3 separate regions of the Homo sapiens genome follow, and all the other regions are linked to region 1. A link is a contact called in ENCODE Hi-C data. All regions are on one chromosome and are shown on one strand. The core of a region is the stretch at or near the end of the contact, and the rest is flanking DNA. Distances in the headings are between cores, read along the strand shown.

Region 1 (4,880 bases), core at 661-3,160:
AAAAATCACGGTCCTCTAGGAGATTTATCCGGGAACGAACGTGCGTGGGGCAGTTCAAATTCCTGAGCTCAGATTTCGTTTCCCGCGGTCAGATGGTGCGGTCGGTGGGGCCCGAGGGATGCGCACAGCTGTGCCTGAGAGGTGCTGCTCTCCCGCCACCGAAGTCGCTGGGAAATTCTGCTGCACTGAGACATTTTAATGTCGGATGTTCTAATCCTGCGGGCAAAAAAAAAAAAAAAGTTTGAACCAGGTACTGGGCTTTTGTCACGGTGAACCCCACCCGCGCCCCGCGCCGTCCCTTCATTCACTCAGGCGAGGTGGCTTGGATTTGCACCTCGTTGAAGAAGCCTCCCATGCGACATCTCCGCCAGCACCCCGCGCGGACTTGGCTGGGCGGCGGCGGGGAGTCAGCTTGTCACCGCACGGCGGCCGGGACCGCAGCCCCTGGGTGCGCAGTGCGCCTCTCGCTGCGCCCTCCTAGAGCGCGGGTCCCGTGCCTGTGCCCGGCGCGACGCGATCTCCCTGCTAGTCGGGCTCCGCGTGCTCCCCGCGCTTCCCGCAGCCTCCGCGCAGCCCGCAGCGCCCTCCAGCCCCGCCTCGCGGCCGCGGGAACCCGGCGCCTGCAGCCCCGCCCGGAACCGACCGCCAGGCGCTGTTGCCGCCGGCCACGCAACGCGGGGCCTCTGCCTGGCACCAGCCCCAGGTGCCTTGTCTCGGGTCGTGCTGTCGCGCGACACTGGGGACCCAACAGGCCGCCGGCTACTCAGCTGGCCCCGCAGCTTCCCTGCGGCTCAGCGGCCTCCCACCCAGGAGAAAACCACATTTGATGAGAGTTTTGAATCAAGCCGAGCGTTCCCCCAGATGTTCAGCTACCTCAATTTCTAATGATTCCACAATCCCTTGTGATTCATCTCTTTCCTCCTAAGGGTTGCCAATGGCTCAAAGTTTAGACTTGGGATATAAAAAACGCTATTCACAGCCTTATTAGGAGGAGTAGGTGGGGAAGGGGAACTGGATACTGAATGGATTTTTTAATCTACGGAGAAAAATCACTCAACTGAGACCCGGCCTCTTTAATTTTCCTTTCTGAATCTCAGTGACTTCCTCTATAAAATAAAATGCAAAACAATGATATCTCACCTGCGTCAGAAAGTTGGTCACATGGTCTCATGAAGTCTCTTTCAAGGCTAAGATCTCTATGATTTTGTGATCAGTAGATTGAAATTTAAGATTAGAAACAGGTTATTTCTTGAAAGCAGTAAATGGAGGGCATTATGTGTGAATCAAGTACCAGAAGCAGGGGGTCTTTGTCTCTCCCTCTCCCCAGATGGGGCAGGGTCTCCACACTCTGAAATGTTAGTGTCAGTAACACATAATCAGGAAGTCGAATATGCGGATTATCTAGTCCTTTAGGATTCTTTGCACCATTGATTCTTTCCACTAATATTGATAACCCAAAGTTAATGACATATTGTGAGTTTCTCTTCTTTGCCTTCATGTTTTCAATCCTGGAGACAGAAAAAGGAACTAATTCTCTTCTTTTAAAACAAAAACAAAAACAGAAAAAATCAATCCCATTGATCAATGTGGAAAACCAAAGACCCAAGACTCCCCTGTGCCAAATCCCTCCCATGACCCTCCACTGTGATTCAAATTGGAGTGTTCTGGAAAATGCCGGTTCGAATTGCAAGGAGGCAGAATCAATCTCTCTCTCTCTCTTCAAAGGAGACACAGGCTCTTCTCAGGGACATTCCCTTATGTCTTTTTGATGCAGGAGGTTTAAGAGTCTCCATCTTAAAGCCCGCTGAGTTGGCTGAATGCTGACTTTAGGTGCCCACTATGAGCAGTGTAGTGCCCAGTCCTCAGAAAGAATCTAGAGTATTTTTACAGAACGAATTGCCTTTGTTTACCTTTCTGAATCATTTCATGCATGTTGTTGTTTTTGACCCACCCTTTTGCTAGGATACAAGAGCCAACCTTCTGTAAGAGGGGGAGAAAAAGAAGGAAGATGTGTGAGCTCCCCCTGGTGCTTTCCCGCATTCAGGCCAACTGAAAGGAGCTGCAAGGAAACACGTCTACACAGGCATCAGGAAAAAGAAAATATCTGGATTATTTCCTTTAAAAAGGCCTGTTTCCATGCTGATGGGCCTCAGAGCAAGACTTCCAGGCTTCGGGCCTGAATTCTGTATGTCATCTTAGGAGGAATTCTTGCCTTGTCAGAGAACGTGTTTCTAAAACAAAATTTCAAGTGGGGGATTTGCCAAGCTGTCCTGCGGACAGGATTACTCTTGGAATCAAACGGGATTACTTTTTGTCCAGAATTGTTCCCTTTGTTAGGCTAGTTATTCTTTGACTGAATAATTTTCACACACTTCTCTTTGTATGTGTTGACAGCACAAAGATATCACAGGAATCTGGTACCAGCCAATTTGACTGGTGGTGACTTTAATTCCAGACAATATCTCCTATCCTAATAATAACCTGTATTCGTAATGGCCTCTTTAACACTGGGGGTCAGGGACTTCTGTGGACTCCAGTCATCTGTGAAGATCGTCGGGGAGATTTCACTCAGTCTATTCAGTATATCCAGTATAGTGGCCTGAAACAATTTATCAACGTGTAGTCAGTCAGTCCTGCTCTTGGTCCATACAGTGGAGAGTCTAAAAGATGTGTGAAATACATTCCCTACCTACACATGGGCAAATCACTTAAAGGAGCAAACTTTAATGTTCACTAACATAGTTAAAATGGATGGGCCAACATTATCATGGTTCTTTCACCTCCTAAGTAAATGCAAAGCTTTTCTTCACTCCATTTTGTATGTGTAATTTTGATTGAGTGGGAATCTTGTAAAGCCAAAAATGGAACTGAAAGCCCACTCATAAGACCATAAGTTTTTTTTTTAATTTTTAATTTTTCTTTTCAGGCAGGGTATTGCTGTGTCGCCCAGGCTTGAGTGCAGTGGTGCCATCATGGCTCACTGCAACCTCTGCCTCCCAGGATCAAGCGATCCTCCCACCTCAGCCTCCTGAGTAGCTGGGACTTACTGTTGTGCACCACCACAGCTGGCTAATTGTTAGAATTTTAATTTTTATTTTTTTGTAGAGACAAGGTTTTACCATGTTGTCCAGGCTAGTCTTGAACTCATGGACTCAGGTTAACCACCTGCCCCAGCCTCCCAGAGTGCTGGGATTACAGGCATGAGCCACCACGCCTGGCCAAGACCATAAATCTTAATTAATCTAGTTCATAGTCTCAAATTCATTCTACTCTCTGATTTTTATTTCTCCCAACTTACTGTGTGCACGCACCCCCCCTTTTTAATGACATTTCTCTGATTTGCACTGCCATCCTCTCTCCTACTTCAGTGATCCAGCATCCACAATTCATTTTGTCATAGGTGAGGCTTACCTCTTTCCTGTCAGTTCTTCACCTGTACAGATTGCTTCCTTTTCTCTTTTTGCACTTATTGTTTGCAACACCCAATGACTTCTTGTAGAGAGCCCAATTCTGTAGTTGATAAAACCCACACATGCACGTATGTTACATCTGGCTCGGAATTGGAAGCTCCATGGAGAAAGGAAATGGCTTTTGTTTCTTCAGTATCTTCACACTCCCAAATGTGCTGATATCTTTAGTCGTTCTTAGCTAAATGAGTCAATTGAAATAATAATCTGGAGGGATTTTTTTAAATCTCAAAAATTTTCTAAGTCCCATGTCTCTTAAATGAAAAATTGTCAAATGAAGGAGCCATTTTCAGGATTTTAATTTATGTATTAATGGTACTCTACTTCCACCCCAAAAGGATTTAAGGTGAGCTTAAAATATTATGAAAATAAGATAAGATTATTAATTCCATCCATGCAAGCTCTAAAATCTTCTATTTCTAGATACTAATCTAAACAATGAAGAGGTTATTTTTTAAAGACAAAAGGTGTGCTTTATAATATCTCTCATTATCATGTTAAGAAAAAAAACCAAAAACACAGATAAAAAATTTCAGAAATATTTTTGCGTTTTCTTTGCATATCATACACATACACACACACACATACATACATACACAGTCACACTAGAACTGTACTGGCAGTGAACATAGGTTGTTTAAAGTATAGCTATTCAACTGTCATATAAAGTGAAATCTATATTTTCTCTCTCCCTATATGACTATATATTTAACATCTCTATGCATATGTGTGTGCATACATATGTATATGTTATATACACACACTCCACATTATTATTTCAAAGGGGATTTTGCTCCTTCTGGCTACCAGCAATAACTAGTCAATATTTACACTCTTGAATATCGATGACATCATGCATACACAGGAAAGCTGTGGAAAACATCTCCATTTTCAAACAGAGTTTTAATTATTTGTAAAGACTTCAATTGTTCACTAATGTCATGGATTGGTCCTCACAGTGTGAAGTGCAACTGCCCAGATCCCCCACAGTATTATAAATAGTCTTCTAAAGCCGGGTTGATTGATGTTTGGCATAAAACTCTATTCCTCTGAGCACATATATTCCTTCTGTTCACTATTTTCATAGAAAAATACCAGGGCTGATTTTTTATTCAAATCTCCAATTTATGCAGGGTTTAAACTACTAAATACTTAAAGCCGTTTTCAGATCTTTCCCCCCTTTTCTGTTAGGTAGGTAACTAAATCTTTGGCTTCAATGCAAATAAGAATTGGAGATTTAGCAGATTCCTGTGGGGGAGAGGAAGAGTTTATTAATTATATTGAGAATCAAATAATATGCTTCTTTGACACTAATGTTCCATCTTTCTCCACCCCAAGTATCCTATGGGACAACTTTAAAGCCTTTATCAGGGTCTAAATTACTGCATTTATGGTTCCTTAGAAGTAGGAATT
Region 2 (4,880 bases), core at 885-3,384, 670 kb before region 1:
GCGAAGCACTGGTCCAGACCACCATCTCCCTCACCTGGGTTACTACAGCAGCTCCCAGCTGGTCTCTCTGCTCCTCTTCTCACTTCTCCAATCTATTCTCAATGAAGAAGCACAAATGAAAAAATATTAATTGTATCATGTCACTCGCCTTCATTCATTTAATGAGCCCTAATCACAACTCTTTAGCTTCCTGCCACATTCAGAGTAAAACAATTTCCCATTCTGGCTTTTAGGGCCATCCTTGATCTTGCCCTTGACTCTTTCCAATCTTGACTCCTCTTTCCCTGGGTCACAATCCTCTAGCCCCACTGGGCTCCTCTCATTCCACCCCTGGAGCACACAAGCTTTTCCTCACCTCAAGGCTGTGCACATGTTCTTTGCTCTCTCTACTGATGGTCTCTCCCTTTCCTCTCCTTTTTTTCTCAAAAAGAAACCCCTCTTCTTTTCAGGATAATGTCAACTCTTCAAGTAAGCCTTTAGCACCCAGCTAAAAGATCCCGTCCATCTCAGTCCCTTGCTGGTTATCTTCTCAGCGCATATCACAATTAAGAATGGCTCTATTGCTTTATTCTGTGTTATCCATGGGAGCTGACAAATGTCTGTCCTCTTAACTCATATCTTCCCAGCATCCAGCAGAGTGCCTTGCCCATGGTAGGTATCTAATAGGTATTTTTTGAATTAATAAGTGAATGAACAAATGATATTTCTTTCTGAAATCTTTGTCATCAATCTAATCTGAAGATTGGGGATATTCTAAATACAGTTTAAATAGCCTTATATTTCTTATTCTCAGAAAATGGCCAAGATATACTTCTGGGGCTGAATGGCTAGACCTGTTTTCCTATGGGAGGGTATGGGGATTCTAGCCATGTGAGATAGCCCATATTTTCCATCTTGTGTCATGCCAGCACTCAGCAGTTTTTATCCCAGTCTTAGTATAGCCCTGAAATCATGGGAGAATATGAATACAGTGAAGTTCAGATGGAGGGTGGCTCAGAGTAGGTTCCCTGGACTAGAGTCCAGCAACTAAAATCCAACTAGTCAGGCCAATGGCAAATGGGCAGCTCCTGGGCACCACGCAGGTTGCTACAAAGAACTCAGATTGAGTTTAGGAGCTACTCAGAGGAACCTGGAACACAACACTGCATCAGCCTGGAGAACACTTTCAAATGCTGAGAGCTTTCCTTACTCCAAGGGCATGTTTGTGAGCTATACTATCCAACCCCCAACCCCTCATACTTGGAGAGATGTAAATCTGAATGACACTTAAGCTCTTTCTCTCTCGTGGATATAGACTGAGATCTTCTATGGGCAAATCATTTTCTAAAGAGGTATGTCATTTCATAGTTTCTTCCTAGATTTGAGGGGATGATGCTATCAATTGTCCCTTAGCCTTTAGAAGAGAGTAGCCTAAGTTGAAGAGTTGCTTTTGTCATGCTAACCAACAGCCAAAGCAGCAGGAATTGTGTGATTGAGGGGAACTTCAGGCAGCCCAGGAGGTGCAGGAGTTTATATTCTCTCTCTGTGGCCTACTCAAAGGACTTTCTGATACATACACCTCCAGGGGAGTGGATAGAGTTTATCACATAAACTCCTCTAGGGAGGATTACTTAGGTAAGACTGGAAACTCAGAGGATCTGAGTAGGGCCAAAAGCCAGAAACTGGTACTCTGAATTATAATCCAGATGTCCAGTGGGAAATGCAGCTTGGGAGAGACCTGCACAAAAGTCCTCCAGCATTTTTGTAGTTTTTGGATCGTTTACTTTAACAAGCTCTTCCCCCACTGCACTCCCACCTCTACCTTTGTTTGTTCAACCTTTCCTATATTGACTTTAAATTAAAAATAAATTTTACAAAACATAACACAATAGAGATTCGATGGCTAAGTGATCACACAGCATTTGCCCCAAAGAATGAAACAATTAAAATCCCATCAGTCTTGATAACGTTTTGTACCGTGATGCTAGACTTCCTGTTGCTTTGACCTCTCTCCTTCCGGCATCCTGTCCGGGGACAGAAATGACACCACAAACGTTTCCTGTGCCTGTCCTCTCCACTTCTGACCCCTCACTACATCCTCTCTCCATCTATTTGGAGAGCAATGATTTGGTTCCTTTGGAATTCCTCCCAGTTCATATATTTGATGACACTTGTTGCTAATTTGGGATGCCGACAATGCAGGCAAAAGCCCGGGCTGAGCTCATACCAGCCTTTAGCCTCCTACGCCACTAGCATACTGGCAAATTGGAAATGCAATATTCTTAGCTATTTTTGGTCATAATTTGTTGTGGGATCCCTTCTCACTGCAGTCTTCCTGAGTATCCTGGATATCTGAAATAAATTAATATCTTAAACTCTTTTAGATACTTTTTCTGTGCCCACTCATTTTGAAAACACCTCTTGAAGTATCATAAATCAGTGTCCTGCTGTGCAACTGTGGGAAGGGTCCTCTGGACAGAGGCTGAGGTCAAGGACTCCAAGTCTGGGACCAAGGAGCTACCATCTTGCTATTTGCCCTGGTGCCATAGGAGCCTTCCTTTTCTTCCCCAAGCATCTCATGTCTGTAGAATTAAGATGTCAGCCCATAGCATAACAGCCAATGGCCAGCCATGCTTAATGCTGTGGTCTGCAGAGCATTCAGTACATTGTTGCCAGCCAGAAGATATTAAATACAAGTCATGACCATACTACCATAGAATAATAATTAAAAGAAGATGAGTTCTGTTGCCTTCATGGTACTCTCCTCCCCATAATTTAGCAGCTGATGGGATTGGGAAGCCAGGCCAGGTACAGAAATGGGGCCCCAGGTGCTGTCTGCATACCTTCCCTGCACCAGGAGGCCTTGGTTCTGAGCCCTGTGCTGTCTGCCTGCTGGCCAGCTGCCTGTGGACACCCACAGATGCCCCCCTGCTGCTCCAGACACACCACTGGAATCTATTCCCAAACAGCACATGTTGGGTTCACATTTTCATCCTCTTCCTTCTTAAGATGAAATCTCCCATTTTTTCCTCTACTGAGAGACCCTACTAACTTACTTTATCTGAATCCACACCTGAACATGATCACTTACCTTTCAGAAGCCAAAAATTAATTACTGGCCTTGCCCAAATCTGCATATCCAGAGCCTAGAAATGCTAGAAGTATTTTGCAAAGTGCCTGGCACAGAGAAGGCATTGACTATGTGGCTTACTGAAGGGAGGGAAGAGACAGAGACAGGAGAGGGAGTAGGAAAGAGGGAGTGAGAAACATTCTAAAACCCAGAGACATTCTAATGTTAAGCCTTCCTTGGGTCATTCCAAGCCTTTCAAAGAGACCTACATCTAAGAGAAAACTATGATTTTACCACCTTATGTGGTTATGTGCTTTTATGACTATCAAAGATATGGAGATGCCAGGAAGAACAGATTGACAATAGCAGCAACAAAAGCAGTACCTAAGAGTTATGAGAACTTTTTGGGAGGCACTTTGAAATCTTTGACACGTGTGGACTCATTGAATTTCCAAAACAATGTCATGGATATAGTGAGTAATACTGTTATAGCTATTTGATAGATGAGCAGATGGAATTTAGAGAGATTGAGTAACGTAAAAGTTAGGAAGTTGGAGGGGGTGGTGTTGAATTAGATGTCACATCTACTTAGGGGTTTCTTTAGGTCTTCTCTGAAGGTTCTATGACCCTTCTCCATGGTTCCAAGTTCTCAGAATGTGAAGAAGGCAGGCTCAGTGTCATCTTTTCCTGCTGTCTTAACTTGAATGCTTTATGATTTGATACCCTGAATCCTCTTTGCAACTCTACTTCGGTTGGGATCTCCTGGTGCCCAGCATACCTGTCTCCCTAATCCCACAGCCTCCTGAAACAGCCACGTTCCTTCCCTGTATTGCCTCCTCGTCTTTCAGTGGGGGGTGACAACAATTCAGGCTCTTTCAGTTGGGTGCCATCAAGGCTTTTGTGAGTTGCTGCTATGGAGACAAAGCACAGGTACCGTTTCCATTTGCCACCAATTGCTATTAAAAGACAGGCACGGGATGGGAGCCCAAGATGTTCAGTGAATCAACCTGGAACTTACCCCTTTTTGAAAATTCTAATAGAGGGTAATTCAAGCATGTTTGTTGGTGAGCCATCTGCCTCAGGGACCAAGCACAGGTTAGATAATTAAACTCAACCTGTTCCTGCATGGCTGTCTGACTTACCATTTACCTCATTTCAGACTACTCGCCTCCAAAAACCCACTCTCCAAACTGGTTAACTCATTGTTCCCCCAAAACACCTGTCCTCCCTTCTTATTTTTACTCATGCCATCCCATCCACCTGGAATGCCCTTACTTTACTCTCCCTTTCCAGATCCTTATCATTTTCTTCACAATATGTTCCCCAATCACCTTGCTCACAATGATCAGTCTCTCCCTTGGATTCCAATAGTAACGAATTCTATATAATTTGTCTGGTAATTAATCACATGCTGCCTTACAACATTCTACTCTTACCTTAAACTGTTATTTAAATCTTTAATTTTAACATAACTGTTTCCATATGTTTGTCTTATTTCCTTAATTGGAATATAAGATCTTCAAAGGCAGGAGATATATTATACAATTGTATCCCCTTTAGTACTTGGTATGGGGCTGATTGTTCATCTTTTTTTTTTTTTCCTTTTTTTTGGCAAGTGGACAGCCAAAATTATAAAATTTCAGCCAATTACTTTGGTAATAATAGATCAATAATAGTCAAACATGTATGAATGAGTGGAGAACGTGAGACACTTTCTAACCCAGAGAACTGAGGAATGAGCAGGAACAAGAGGACTTTTAGGAGTCCACTGGCCATATCTCTTTCAGGAAGCTTTCAGTCTGCTTCCTTTCTTCCAAAGGAAGACATATAA
Region 3 (4,880 bases), core at 1,333-3,832, 620 kb after region 1:
GACTGCATTTTTCACTTAGGTTCATCAAACACAGAGATATTTCCCATTATAGAGCAAGAGAGTTTGGAATCAGGCTGGGGTATCCCTTACAGATATTAAAAAGACAGATGGCAAGGTGCTGTGCTCAGGGAAAAGGCCTTTATATTCAAGGAATTAGAATTTACTCCTCAATCTGCCATTTATGTTCCGCCTCTATACCCAGGGTCAACTCATATGCTACCAAAAGTTTCTATTATTTCAATTTCCTGTGGACCATCAAGCCAACATTACCAATTCTGTGAGTCTCAGGAAAGACACACTTCAGGAAATTAAAATATCTAATTCAATGGTGTCTGATTCCATTGCAAAGATGTGGATATATACACAATCAATAAATGGCACTTCCATCAAAGTGATGTTTACTCCTGTTGATTTTAGCCCTTGAGCTTTATGTACATTACTTCATTTAACCATCTTGACAGCCCCGTGGGATGCATCATCCAGATGTTGGCTGTCACTTGTCCACTTCTGCTGCTCTGTTTTATCCCTATGGCAATCTGGACGCAAAACCAGATCTTTCACTAGCTTCCACAAATTGAATCACATCTAATATTCTATAAGTCTATTTTTGTACCTATTTGAAAAACACAGGATCTTGGCAAAGAATCACAACCCACGATATTATCATTTATAACATCAGGAAGGTTTACATGCCCCCTTCCTGAGTTGCCAGAATATTCTAATGATACATTTGGTAGGATTAGCAGAAGTAACATAAGATTCTCTGAAAATGTGGCTTATCATTGGGAAACTATCATTTTCATTTACAAAAACCACATACACACGCACTCTTGGAGCAAAACCACAAGGAGATGCCCCACTGGAAGTGAGTAGCGTTTTACAGTTTCAATTATCAGTTCACTGAGTATTCACTATGTACCATGCTCTGTGGGACTAGAGAAATAAACATATTCTGCCCATAAGACGTTCAAAGTCAGGTTGGGGAGATGTGCACCATACATATGTGTAGCATATCTATGTGAACCATACATGTGTGTAGCATATCTACGTGAACAATACATATGTATAGCATACACCATACATATGTGTAGCATGCGCTATACGTATGTGTAGCATATCTATGTGTGCCATATGTGTAGCATGCACCATACATATATGTAGCATGCACTATACATATGTGTAGCATATCTATGTGTACCATGCATATGTGTAGCATATCTCTGTGCATCAAACATATGTGTAGCATATATGTGTGCACCATATATATGTGTAGCATATCTGTGTGCACTATATATATCTGTAGCATATATATGTACACACATACACACACAATGTTTAGGAGTTAAATAAAAATAAAACAAATTTGTCCCAAAATAGGGCACATGGATATCCTGAAAGGTCGTTTACCAGAGCTGCAAAATCCTAAGCAGAAGAATCCGTACTGCAGAAATAAATAAGTACAGGCATTGGAGGTGGATGGATTTAGGAGGAGGAAGAGAAGGGAAGGAGGGGAAGTGGGCCCGCCCAGGCAGACAGTGGGTCAGGTAAACATGTTGTTCATTTCAGAGACCAGAAAAGACTAGCAGAGTGGGAAAACGTGGGAACCCTGGCAGGGCCAAGGAAAAAAAATAAGCCAGTAGATCATCATTAACTCTCCTCTCAGCTCTTCCAGAGCTCAGTGCCCCGGACCCTGAGTCCTATTTAAATTCACTTACAGGTCCTAGGTATGTTATCAAAGGGTCTCCATATTCTCTTACTCAAAGTAAGCTCTGCTCAGCTGTGCTCTCTGGTAGATAATTCAGAGGTGACAAGGACACTGGAGGAGGTTTTCTCTGGCTTTAGCTAACAAATCAAGTGTCACACCTGAATGGTGCCAGAGTGAGTTAAAGATTATACAGAACTTTGAAGAATGACCACATCATGTGATCACACAATCAGCCCATCAAAATATACATTTTGGGCACTTGTTTTGTGTCAAACTCCTATAATGACAGTAAATATCATCATAATGTGCTCACATATCTTTCTGATTCTGTAATGAGAAGTAGAATAAATTGTGGCTTCTCCATTCAAGATTAACTCTTCAGTTGTCTTCTCAAAAAAGGAAAAAATATGTTTGAAGCACTTGATACAGGTTGAGTTGTGTCCCTCCAAAACGATATGTTGAAGTCCCAACCCCAGCACATCAAAATGTAACCTTATTTAGAAATAGGATCTTCTAGAGGTGGTCAAGTTCAGAATGAAGTCACTAGGGTGGGCCCTCATCCAATACAATATGATGTCCTTATGAAACGGAGAAGGTTGGCCACAGAAACGGACACGCAGAGAGAAAATGATGGGAAGACACACAAGAAGTAGATGACCACGTGATGGAGGGATGTATCTACAAGCCCAGAAAGGCCTGAGACCACCAGAAGCCAGGAGAAAGGCCTGGAACAGATCCTTCCCCAGAGCCTTCAGAGGGAACATGGCCCTGCCAACACCTTAATTTTGAACTTCTGGCAATTCCAGAACCATGAGGCAACAAATTTTGGTTGTTCTAAGCCACCCAGTGTGCCAGCCCCAGGAAACTGACACAGCACTTTATTAAAATCCCTTCTGATGTCATTTAAGAGATGGTGAAAGAGAGTGAGCCAATTATGCATGAGTCAACCTTTAGCCATTTTAATGCTGTGAGTCCTCCTTTTTTGAAAATATTCCAGTGATCAAAGATGCTGTTTTTTACAACACTGGGTTAAGTTCCACTCTTGTTACAACTACAAGGAAAGCCTCCTTATTTTTACCTCACATTTCTGTTGGGAGAAAAAAGAAACCCAGAGTTCTTCTGTAAGTCATTATGCTCTGAAGATATTTAGTATCAGGCTGATTACTGAATCAAAAGATCTGGTTACCATCATGTCTAATCTGCCAGAACTGAATCATATCCACTGCATGGCTTTCTCCTCCGTTTCCTCCAATTTCCCCCCATTCAACCACCTTTAACTATATTCCAGTTTCTAGCAAATGCTGCTGAAGCTTCAGCTATTTTCTTTAGATTATATAATTTTCCAGAAAACTCAGAAGTTGATCTGCTTAACAAAGTATTCATTTTTCCTCTAAAGCATGGTATTATTTTCCATCTCTAAGAAACGGAGCTTTGTAATATTTGCTCTCCAATTTAGAAAGAAGCATTAGTCAGCTTGCATTGAATGTTAAAAAAAAAAACAAAAACCTGAATGCTACTCTGGTTCTCATTGGAGTGAAATATTTTCTCCATGTAACCAGAAATAGTAATGGAAAATATTTTTCTTTCACACAATATTTGAGCATAATTGGTAAAAGCCTTCAATTATGGAGAAAGTCTTATGAGAGCTAGTCTTTCTTGCAACAAAAACTAATCCATTTGGATTTATGTGACTCTATTAGCTGAAGCTTCTCTGTTTCGATAATAATATGAAATGCTTTTTTAAAGTTTGCATATAGTGTCACCCACGAATGTCTCCAGCCATTTCCCCTGTTCATCATAAAATTTAGAAGTAATAACACTTTGCACCTTAGTGCTGTTTGACAGAAATACTACAATACTAGAAAATTGTAGTAGTACCCTACAAATTGACTCTGATTGCTCATCAACATAGAACTGATTAGTTAAATTAGCTTAAATAATAGAGCATTATAAAAATGACTTATTATCTCAAAATCTGCCATATAAATCATCCTTTTCATTATATTTAATAAAGAGAGTGGACTTTGAATTGTGCTTAATGATAGTCTATAAATGCTAATGCACTCAGTTTGAAGGAACTGAGGTGGGAATTATTGGGCAAATCATAGGATTGAGTCTTGATCCCTATACTAATTTTCCTATAAATTCATAGCCAAATAACTTTACTTCTCTTCACTTTTATTCCCAGTCTATAAAACAAAATAATAATATCTACCCAATAGGATTCTTAAATTGATCCAATAATGTAATGTGTGCACAAACATAATACTTTGATTTCTCAGGCTTCACAAGAACGAAAGTGTTTGTACACAGACAAATCAAACTTGTGATGCAAATTATTTACAATTAGAAGTTGTATATGCAAATATATAGAACATCCCCATGCATATCAATATATTTGCTATAGAATTTAGCATCTTATTCCAACCTTCCCACTAAGGCAGGAATAGACACTACAAAACCTTTCACAGGCAGCCACCCTGCCCTGGTGTAAACATCTCTAGTGGGGGAAAGCCCACTCCCTCACAGGAAGGCTTATTCCACGTTAGAACACCTCCAGCTACAAGAAAGTTGTTTCTACTGTCAACTTTTAATTCCTCATGTTCTAGATCTGTTCTCTGATGCTATATAGAATAGGCCTGATGTCTCTTTCACATAGTAGCTCTTTAGTTATCTAAAGAGTAATGCCCCAACACACACAGATCCATGAATAAATAGCAGGTATCTTTGAATCCCTGGTGTAGCAACCTGCTGTAGAAAGTTCATTTATGATTCTCATAGATGAAAAACTACAGCTCAGAAAGGGTAGTAACGTCTCCAAGGTCACACAGCTAATAACACAAAAGCCAAGGTTCAAATGCAAGTCTGCCAGACTTCACAACCCATGGTCTTAACCACCACACTTTGCTTCTAAGTATTTTCTTCTTCAAGCCAAACACTCTGTTAGCCCAGTTCCATTAGTCGTTCTGCATACGAAACATTTCTTAGACCTTTCTTCAACCCTGCTCCACTTACAGGACTCTCTTTATGCCTCTGTTAAAATGTGCCAGTATCAAAATAAACCACATGCAGTAACCAATCCCATAGTCCAACAATTCCAGACACTGTTACTATACCTCCTTGAGAGATTTGTTCACCCACCCTCCCAAAAGATAATTTCATATTTTCTCCTTTT

The links. A loop is a pair of places that touch in the nucleus more often than their neighbours do. Pooled maps may share reads with other maps.
Region 2: a loop to region 1 is called in a map of heart right ventricle, with 3 times the contacts of the local background. The contact joins the enhancer-like site here to the promoter of LINC01415 in region 1. A Hi-C loop is called at or near these places in 4 of 168 maps with a recorded cell type or tissue (Right ventricle myocardium inferior, cardiac septum, heart left ventricle and 1 more) and 3 of 50 pooled maps.
Region 3: a map of ascending aorta shows a loop between it and region 1 (2.1-fold over the local background). The contact joins the enhancer-like site here to the promoter of LINC01415 in region 1. A Hi-C loop is called at or near these places in 2 of 168 maps with a recorded cell type or tissue (ascending aorta and posterior cingulate gyrus).

Annotation. Positions count from the first base shown.
Region 1 is chr18:55,779,815-55,784,694 of GRCh38, forward strand. It overlaps LINC01415 (long intergenic non-protein coding RNA 1415), which reads right to left and starts at 1,911. Exons shown (of 2, transcript NR_145452.1): 1 at 1,141-1,911; 2 at 1-216. The region is part of intron 2 of LOC105372130 (a long non-coding RNA gene); the gene reads left to right.
Region 2 is chr18:55,108,562-55,113,441 of GRCh38, forward strand. It overlaps LINC01929 (long intergenic non-protein coding RNA 1929), which reads right to left. Exons shown (of 3, transcript NR_110743.1): 3 at 1-92. Among named protein-coding and RNA genes, the nearest start is that of LINC01929, 13 kb to the right of the region's middle. Within about 2 kb of position 2,135, at least 2 of the 41 ENCODE cell types and tissues checked have a DNase peak (open chromatin) inside an H3K27ac peak, as active enhancers do; they include heart right ventricle, where a contact is called at or near this core.
Region 3 is chr18:56,400,454-56,405,333 of GRCh38, forward strand. No RefSeq gene overlaps it. Among named protein-coding and RNA genes, the nearest start is that of LINC03069, 210 kb to the left of the region's middle. Within about 2 kb of position 2,583, at least 5 of the 41 ENCODE cell types and tissues checked have a DNase peak (open chromatin) inside an H3K27ac peak, as active enhancers do; they include ascending aorta, where a contact is called at or near this core.